2 separate regions of the Mus musculus genome follow, and region 1 is linked to region 2. Evidence: chromatin contacts called from ENCODE Hi-C or POLR2A ChIA-PET data. All regions are on one chromosome and are shown on one strand. Each heading gives the region's core, a stretch centred on a gene start or an enhancer-like site at or near the end of the contact. The rest is flanking DNA. Distances are from core to core; before and after follow the strand shown.

Region 1 (4,088 bases), core at 416-2,915, 190 kb after region 2:
CAAGGGTATCTTCTCAGCACTCACACAGCAGAGCACAGTTGTCTCCAGTTCCATAGGATCCAGCGCCCTCTTCTGGCCTCCATGGCTCCAGCACACATCCAGGCAAAACACTTATGCACATACATTTTTTTTTAACGGAAATGTTTTAAATGTTTTTAACCTATTATTTGAGAATTTCATGGATGTTCACCACGTACTTCAATTATATACACCTTCAGTCCACTCTCCATCTCACCCTGGACTCCTCTCTACACTACCCTACCTACCAATCTCATTCTGGGGCTTCCCTTCTAGAACTGGGCGCTGTGTTTTGCCAAGAGCAGGTTCCTAGATGGGCTTTAAAAGGCTGACTGACCTTCAACTGACCAATAATTGACTTTCTATTATCGTCATTATCATTATTATTATTTTTACACTACAGCAACTGGAGAAGTATATGTTATGGTTGTTATTTGATTTTGTTGTTGTTGAAGACAAGGTCTTTCTTTGTAGCCCCGGCTGTTCTGCAACTCACAGAGATCTGTCTGCCTCTGCCTCTTGAGTGCTGGAATTAAAGGTACGGGCAACCAACCACATCTTTCTGGCCTTGTTTGATTTTTATTTTATTTATATTTTGTGTATGGGTGTTTTGCATGCATGTATTCTGTGCACTACTTCCAGTGCCCAGAGGAAGCCAAAAGAGGGCGTTGGATCCCTTGGAACTGGAATTGCAGATGGCTGTGAGTCGATGTGTGGGCACTGAGAATTGAACCCGGTTCTTCTAGAAGAGCAGTCAGCCAGCCAGCCAGTGTTTTTAACTGTAGATTCATCTCTCCAGTCCCTGTCGTTTGATTTTTGAGACAAATTCTCACTCCATTGTTTCATGCAGTCAAGCTTAAACTTCTGAGCAATCTTCTGCCTTAGTCAGGGACTACAGGCAAGACAGTCCTTTGTCACAATGCCAGCTGAAATACTTATCAATGGTATTTATCCAAATAGATGCTTGCCTGGCCCAGCCTCGGCATAAAGCCATAAAATATCATCCTTGTCCAATACTTGGGAGTACTTAGCTAAAGCAGTATTTTTCCTTTCTTTAAAAACTCAGGCCGGGTGGTGGTGGTGCACGCCTTTAATCCCAGCACTTGGGAGGCAGAGGCAGGCGGATTTCTGAGTTTGAGGCCAGCCTGGTCTACAAAGTGAGTTCCAGAACAGCCAGGACTACACAGAGAAACCCTGTCTCAAAAAACAAAAACAAACAAAAAAACAAAACAAAAAAACCCCCAAAAACTCAGGCAGAAAAGAGCCAGAAGAGTACAGAGGATCTTAAACCTTCACCCACAGAGCAAAGATAAGTCAAGGAACCGAAGCAAATGAAATACATTGAGTAATGTTATTATGGTAAAAATTAAAATCTAAACAATGGGGAAAAAAACCAAAAAAAAAAAAAAAAGCCAAAGATAGAAATGGCTTATACATTTACTCAACCACGGAAGTGACAGGAGTAAAATAAAGCTGTATAAAACAAACTAGTCAAATAACTAAAACAAAATCAATAGAATCGAATAAAGTGGAAAGGAACAGATGACGGGAAGAAATCAGTGAAGAAATTTGTTGGGCTGTTCCGCGCTGCCGCTAGGTGGCGCTCGGCGCCCCGGGCTCCACGCGGATTCCCGGTTGCGTCCCGAGACTCTGCCTCTCTGCTGCTTTCCAGAGGGATCCCGCGGGCTGGCCGTACCCCTTCCCGGCTGTCCCCGCTGGGAATAGCTTGGAGGTCGTGTGAAGAGTCACATCGTGGGCAGGATACCCTGGTGATAAGGACACAGATCGCAGCGGGACCACAGCTGTTCCAATGATTTTGATTTCCTTGGTGGGACAGCTACAATAAAGTTTTTTCTCGTATATTAAAGGATCAACGCGTATGGAGTGAAAACTCCCCACCTGCAGGGTTGCCTGTTAGCTTCCTGAGGTCTCAGCGGAGATATGGACTGTGGTAAGACTGTTGGCAGCTGGCCATTGCCCGGGTCCCAGAAGTCCCCAATCAGGGCTGAGCTGGGGGGGGGGGGGTGTGGGTGTGGGTGGGGATAGGGGCTGCTCACATGCTAATGTGGCGGTGACAATCGTGCGGGGGCGCCCCCGCGCCTGGGGGAGCCAAGGCAGAAACAAAGCATTAGCATTTTCCCCTAGAGAAAGGACTGCATTCCTGGGAGGGGAGCGCGGCCCTCCCCATTCACACTGGGGACCACACAGAGTGCCTCTTGCGCCAAAAGCTGGAAGGTTCGTCGGTTTGGCTTTTCTTTTGACCCGGGCGTTGCATACGAAATGTAGATATTTTCCTAAACGCCGGCTTTGACATTTAATGCGTTCCTAAGTAGTCTGAAATGTGGACTGGATTAGGAGGAGGCTAGGGGCCCACCGGGACACTCAGGCAAATCCCCTTAAATCCTCCAAGACAATTGTGTGTCACCACACGGATTCGCTTTGCCCCAAATGAGGAGGCTAATGAACTTCACTGCCTCCTTCCGTGACAGCCCACTCGCACCTGGCCGAGCCTCTGCGCCCGCCTCCCAGCTTTGTGTCAGGGCGTGTTTACTTTGTGTTTACTTTAGGCCAGGCCTGTTGGCTTCTAGGATCCAGTCTGACCATTAACTAAGGCACCTATCCTGGGCCATTGCTCAACCTTTACTCCACAAGGGGTGAGGGACACAAATACTGAGGGCCCTGGGACCTTGGGGCTATTACAGGCCACCCCATTTCAGGCCCCTTGGAACACTGCTAAGCCCAGAAAGAAAAATAGCATGAAACTCTACTTTACATGGGGAGTATTTTACCAGCAGGTTATGCGCCCCCGGAGGCCAGAAGAGGGCATCAGCTCTATTGACCTGGAGCTACCTGGTTTCGAGCCACCGTGTGGATTCTGGGAATCGAGCACCATCCTCTGCATACCTTCAGCTCCTCTCACCCATCTTCATAATTTACTTCTTATTCTCTCCCCTTCCCCTTTGAGACAGGTCTCATTATGAAACCCTGGCTGGCCTGGAATTTGCTATACTGTCCAGAATGGCTTCAATCTCACATATTTCTTTTTTTTTTTTTTCTTTTTTTTCTTTTTTTGGTTTTTCGAGACAGGGTTTCTCTTTATAGCTCTGGCTGTCCTGGAGCTCACTTTGTAGACCGGGCTGGCCTCAGAAATCCGCCTGACTCTGCCTCCCAGTGCTGGGATTAAAGGCGAGCGCCACCACGCCCGGCCAATCTCACATATTTCAATGTCACTCAAATTTTGCAAATTTTTGTTTTTTGTTTGGTTGAGACAGAGTTTCTCTGCTTAGCCCTGGAAGAACTCTGTAGACCAAGCTGGCCTTGAACTCAGAGATCTGTCATTCTCTGCCTTCTGGTGTGCTGAGAGGCAGAGACAGGTGGATTTGTGAGTTTGAGGCTAGTCTGGTCTACATAGCAAGTTCAAGGGCATCAGGAATAGAGACCCTGTTTCAAAAGCAAACACTACTACTGTTAGGATTTATGCCATGGGAGTACCTTGGCAGATTACAGGCAAGGTTTACCGGAAAGATCACACCATGCAACATATCTTCTGCAACAGATTGATTGACGGGGAGGGGGAAAGGCAGTCTTGGAGAGGGGACATGAAAGAGAGACAGAGACACCAAGAGAGAGCTAGAATGATGGCCAAAACCTTTTCAAAGGTCTGGTGATGACACAGCTCAGCCACTGAGTCATTGAGGGTAGGCTTGGGTGCACCTTGTCTCTACCCCACGCCCCCCAGAAAACAAAAACAACACAAACCAACAACAACAAAAACCAAAGCAAAAATTCTTTATAACAGTCTTGAGTGCTGGGTCCAACCTCCATAACTATGGCGACGTGAACAAGAATGGCTCTCATCGACTCATATTTGAATGCTTCATCTTCAGGGAGTGACACTTCAGGGACTGGGAGGCGTGGCCTTGCTGGCAGAAGTGCATCACAGGGACAGGCCCAGTGTTTCTCTCCAGTCTCCTCTCCAGCACTACTTCCGTCTTCCTGCCACAATGTTCCCTGAAATGAAGATAATGAACTGAACCTTAGAAATTGTAAGCCAGCCCCAATTAAATGTT
Region 2 (3,795 bases), core at 771-3,270:
CACAAACTGTCCTCTGACCTTCACTCGTGCACACTGTGTGCCCACTTGTGCACACACATTGATTAAATTAATAAAAGCAAAAAAAAAATTTTTTTTTCTTAACCAGAAAAAGTAGAAATTGGGTTTTGAGAGTTCTCTCTCTGCCTCAGCCCCGTGAAGGCCCAACAAGCTGACACCCTTCTGTCCAGCAACTGGGAATTCAAACCTCCCAGAGCAAGGACTTAGAGGGCAGGGAGCTGCAATTTGTGGCTATTTTTAGCAAGCAATCACAGGCAGAATTTAAGCAGCCAAAGAGAAGAGGCAGTAAATGATCTGTCTTAAATTCTAGATGACAGAGGGAGACAGAGACAGAGAGAGGGAGCAGAGATGAACCTGGGATCTGCACACACTTCCCTGAGCAGAGGAGTTTGCCCCTCAAAGAGCAGGCCGCATTTACAAAGCCCTCCTTCCAGTTCCAAGTACTCTGCTGGGGCCCTGTGGCATATTTGCTACCTCAGCACAGGCTGCAAACAATTTTCACAGGAGCTGGGAGGGGTGGAGCATGCAGGAGGTATGCAGGCAGGAGGATAAAGAATTCACCATCAGCCTCCACTATATAGCAGTTCTGAAGCCAGCCCAGGTTACATGAGGAAAAAAAGAGAGAGTGAGAGAAAATAATTTTTATGCTCAAGATGAAGGAGGAAGGGCGGGATTTGGAGAGCTTTAGCAGAGCTCTGTGGCAGAACCTGGGTGAAGGGGACTGGAGCCATAGCTCAGTGGATAAGGGCACGTCCTGCCCTTGCAGAGGACCCAAAGTTCTCTCTGTTCCCTGTACTCAGGTTACACTGGGTGGCTCACAATCACCTCTAATTTCAGCTCCAAGGGATCTGCTGCCCTCTTCTGGCCTCCATAGGCATCCACACACGTATGACATGGTATACACACAGACACAGGCACACAGATTTCACACAGCACGCACGCACATAAAAATATAAATGAGAAAAAAAAAATCAAAGGATAAAGGAATGATGCTCGAGGTTGAGTGGCAGGGCTGAGCCTTGGGCTTGGTGGGGCTAGACCTAGAGAAGTGGCCCAAGGGAGGCCCAATATGGGATGCTGCTGGTGAGCGCTCACAAGGGAGGGTGGGGCAAGATTGGACCCTGTTCGGTAGGACAAATTTTGAGGGAGGGTGATTGTGCAGAGGGGGATGGTCCTGGACACAGGACAGGAGATGTGATTGGCGGGGCCTGGGTGGGCGAGGCTCAACTGGACTGCAGGCTTGCTGGGGGGATTGGGATAGGGCAGAAGTGGTTTGGGAGCTGGGGTCGGCTAGACCGGATCAGCCGGAAGGGGTTCTGTGGGCGGGGCTCGGGGGCGGCGACCTGGGCTCGACAGAGAGCGGCTCGGTAGAGTGGGCGGGGTTTGGCAGGGCGGGGTTCGGGGTGGGGCGAGTGCCCTTACCTTGAAGTAGGCGAACTGCAGAAACTTGTAGGGCTCGCGCTGCTGAAAGTCCGCCAGCACTGAGCGGCTGGGCTGCGACTGGCGGAAGGCGGGCAGGCCCTGCTTGCAGCGCTTGAGGCACTGCGCGCGGCGCAGCACGCTGCCGAAGAGGCGTAGTTCGGCGTGGCTGGCCGGGCCGGCGGGCGCGGGTGCTGGCGTGGCCGCGCTGCAGTTGCGGTGGCAGAAGGCCTCGCTGTCGCGCAGCAGACGGTGCAGCCGCAGGCTCACCTCCAGGTAGCCCACGCTCTCGGCCCAGTGCTCGCCGCTGTACTGGTCGAGCGCGTGGCGGTAGGCCGACTCGAGCGGCATCAGCTCGTCCCGCGGGAAGCTGCGGAAGCTGTAGCGCTCGTACTGCCCGCGCCCGGGGGTCGGCGCGCACCCGACACACAGCAGCACCAGCAACGCGGCCGTAGGGCTGCGGGGCCCCATCGCGCGTGGCCCACGAACCAGAGCCCCGAGCTGAGGACGCGCGACGCGGCAGGCCTAGGAAGGGAGGCGGGGAAGCGGGCCGTGGCCCGCCCCGTCCGGCAGACCTCCTCGCCGGGGGACCGAGATGGGCGTGCCTGGAGGAGGTGCTCAGCCTTTGCCTCTGAAAGGTGGAGGGGTAGGACCCAAGTGAATTCCAGGCCAGCCTGCGGTGCGTGGAACTCCCATCTTTGACAGGAAAGAAAGTTTATAATCACTTTAAGAATGTATGGGCCGCGCACGCCTAATTTCTGGTTCACCACATCCTGGTTGGGGTGCGTTTTAGTTTTCGACTCGGTCTCCTAGCTGTAGCCCAGATTAGCCTTAAACTCCCACTATAGTTCAAATTTATTTCAAATTTACATCGCTAAGCCTGCCATAAATAATAGGCTGCGGGTTTACAGGCTTCACACTTTGAATAGCAATGCTATTGACCTAAGGTTTTAGAGGATGTTGCATGGATAAAATTAGTAAGAATACCGGTGGCTCCTTGAATATCGTGTGACTTGTCTAGTTGAGGATATATTACGTCTTAGGATGCTGGAGGAATTTACCTGAGCTATATGATGAAGACAGCATTAAGAAAAAAATTCTGAGCTGGGCGTGGTGGCGCACGCCTTTAATCCCAGCACTCGGGAGGCAGAGGCAGGCGGATCTCTGAGTTCGAGGCCAGCCTGGTCTACAGAGTGAGTTCCAGGACAGCCAAGGCTACACAGAGAAACCCTGTCTTGAAAAAAAAAATTCTGTACACTTTGAAATAGTTTACAGCAAAGGTATAGGGATAGAATTCAAAACTATATATATATACATACATACATATACACATACCCTTTTGTAAAATATGTATGTATGTATGTATGTATATATATATATATATATATATATATATATATATATATATATATATACACACACATACATATACACATACCCTTTTGTAAAACTTAGAAGCTGACTGGCTCACCTTTGATCCCAGCACTTTTAGAAGGCAGAAGCAGTGAGTCTCTGAGTTCCGGAGCAGCCTAGGCTACACAATGAGACCTTGTCTAAAACAAACAAACAAAAACAGAAGGTATTTAGAACTTCCGAGATTAGCTGCTAAAGGCACTTGGTACCAAGCCTGATGACCTGAGTTCAATCTCAGGACACTTTGGGAAAACAGAATCGGCTCCTCCACGTCAATGTTTGACCTCCACACCCGTGCTGTGGTACCTGGGTGCGGTTCCCGGTCAGGAGGCCAGGAAAACCAGGTTCTTGGGGAGGTTCCTGTAAAGGATTTATTACAACAAGAATTCCTCATTCCTTTTCAATACTGTATTTACTGTGCTATTCAATAAATGGATGGGCGTTGGGATTAATATTAGATCATATGACTGTAAGATTAGAATTGGAGATATCAGAAATCTGAATAAGGGCTGGAGAGATGGCTCAGTGGTTAAGAGCACTGACTGCTCCTCCAGAGATCCTGAGTTCAATTCCCAGCAACCACATGGTGGCTCACAAACCATCCGTAACGAAATCTGATGCGCTCTTCTGGAGTATCTGAGGACAGCTACAGTGTACTTACATATAATAAATAAATCTTTTTTTAAAAAATCTGAATAAATCAAGCACCTTCTCTGTAAATGAGAGCAACCAGTAGTTGGTCTTCTTGTATTTGTTATGGCCATACCTTATCTCAAATACTAATTAACAGCCGGGCTAGGTGGCGTACGCCTTTAATCCCAGCACTCTGGAGGCAGAGGCAGGCAGATTTCTGAGTTCGAGGCCAGCCTGGTCTACAGAGTGAGTTCCAGGACAGCCAGGGCTACACAGAGAAACCTTGTCTCAAAAAAACAAAAACAAAAACAA

The links. A loop is a pair of places that touch in the nucleus more often than their neighbours do. ChIA-PET counts read pairs that join two places held with the same protein, here RNA polymerase II (POLR2A).
Region 1: POLR2A ChIA-PET joins it to region 2 with 12 read pairs in embryonic stem cell. The contact joins the enhancer-like site here to the promoter of Crtap in region 2. A Hi-C loop is called at or near these places in 2 of 37 maps with a recorded cell type or tissue (T-helper 1 cell and T-helper 17 cell). POLR2A ChIA-PET finds 5 or more read pairs at or near these places in 3 of 5 experiments (all embryonic stem cell).

Annotation. Positions count from the first base shown.
Region 1 is chr9:114,582,311-114,586,398 of GRCm38, forward strand. It overlaps Cnot10 (CCR4-NOT transcription complex, subunit 10), which reads right to left. Exons shown (of 20, transcript NM_153585.5): 20 at 3,564-4,029. Among named protein-coding and RNA genes, the nearest start is that of Trim71, 20 kb to the left of the region's middle. Within about 2 kb of position 1,666, at least 1 of the 3 ENCODE cell types and tissues checked has a DNase peak (open chromatin) inside an H3K27ac peak, as active enhancers do.
Region 2 is chr9:114,388,692-114,392,486 of GRCm38, forward strand. It overlaps Crtap (cartilage associated protein), which reads right to left and starts at 2,021. Exons shown (of 7, transcript NM_019922.2): 1 at 1,441-2,021. The coding sequence starts at 1,908.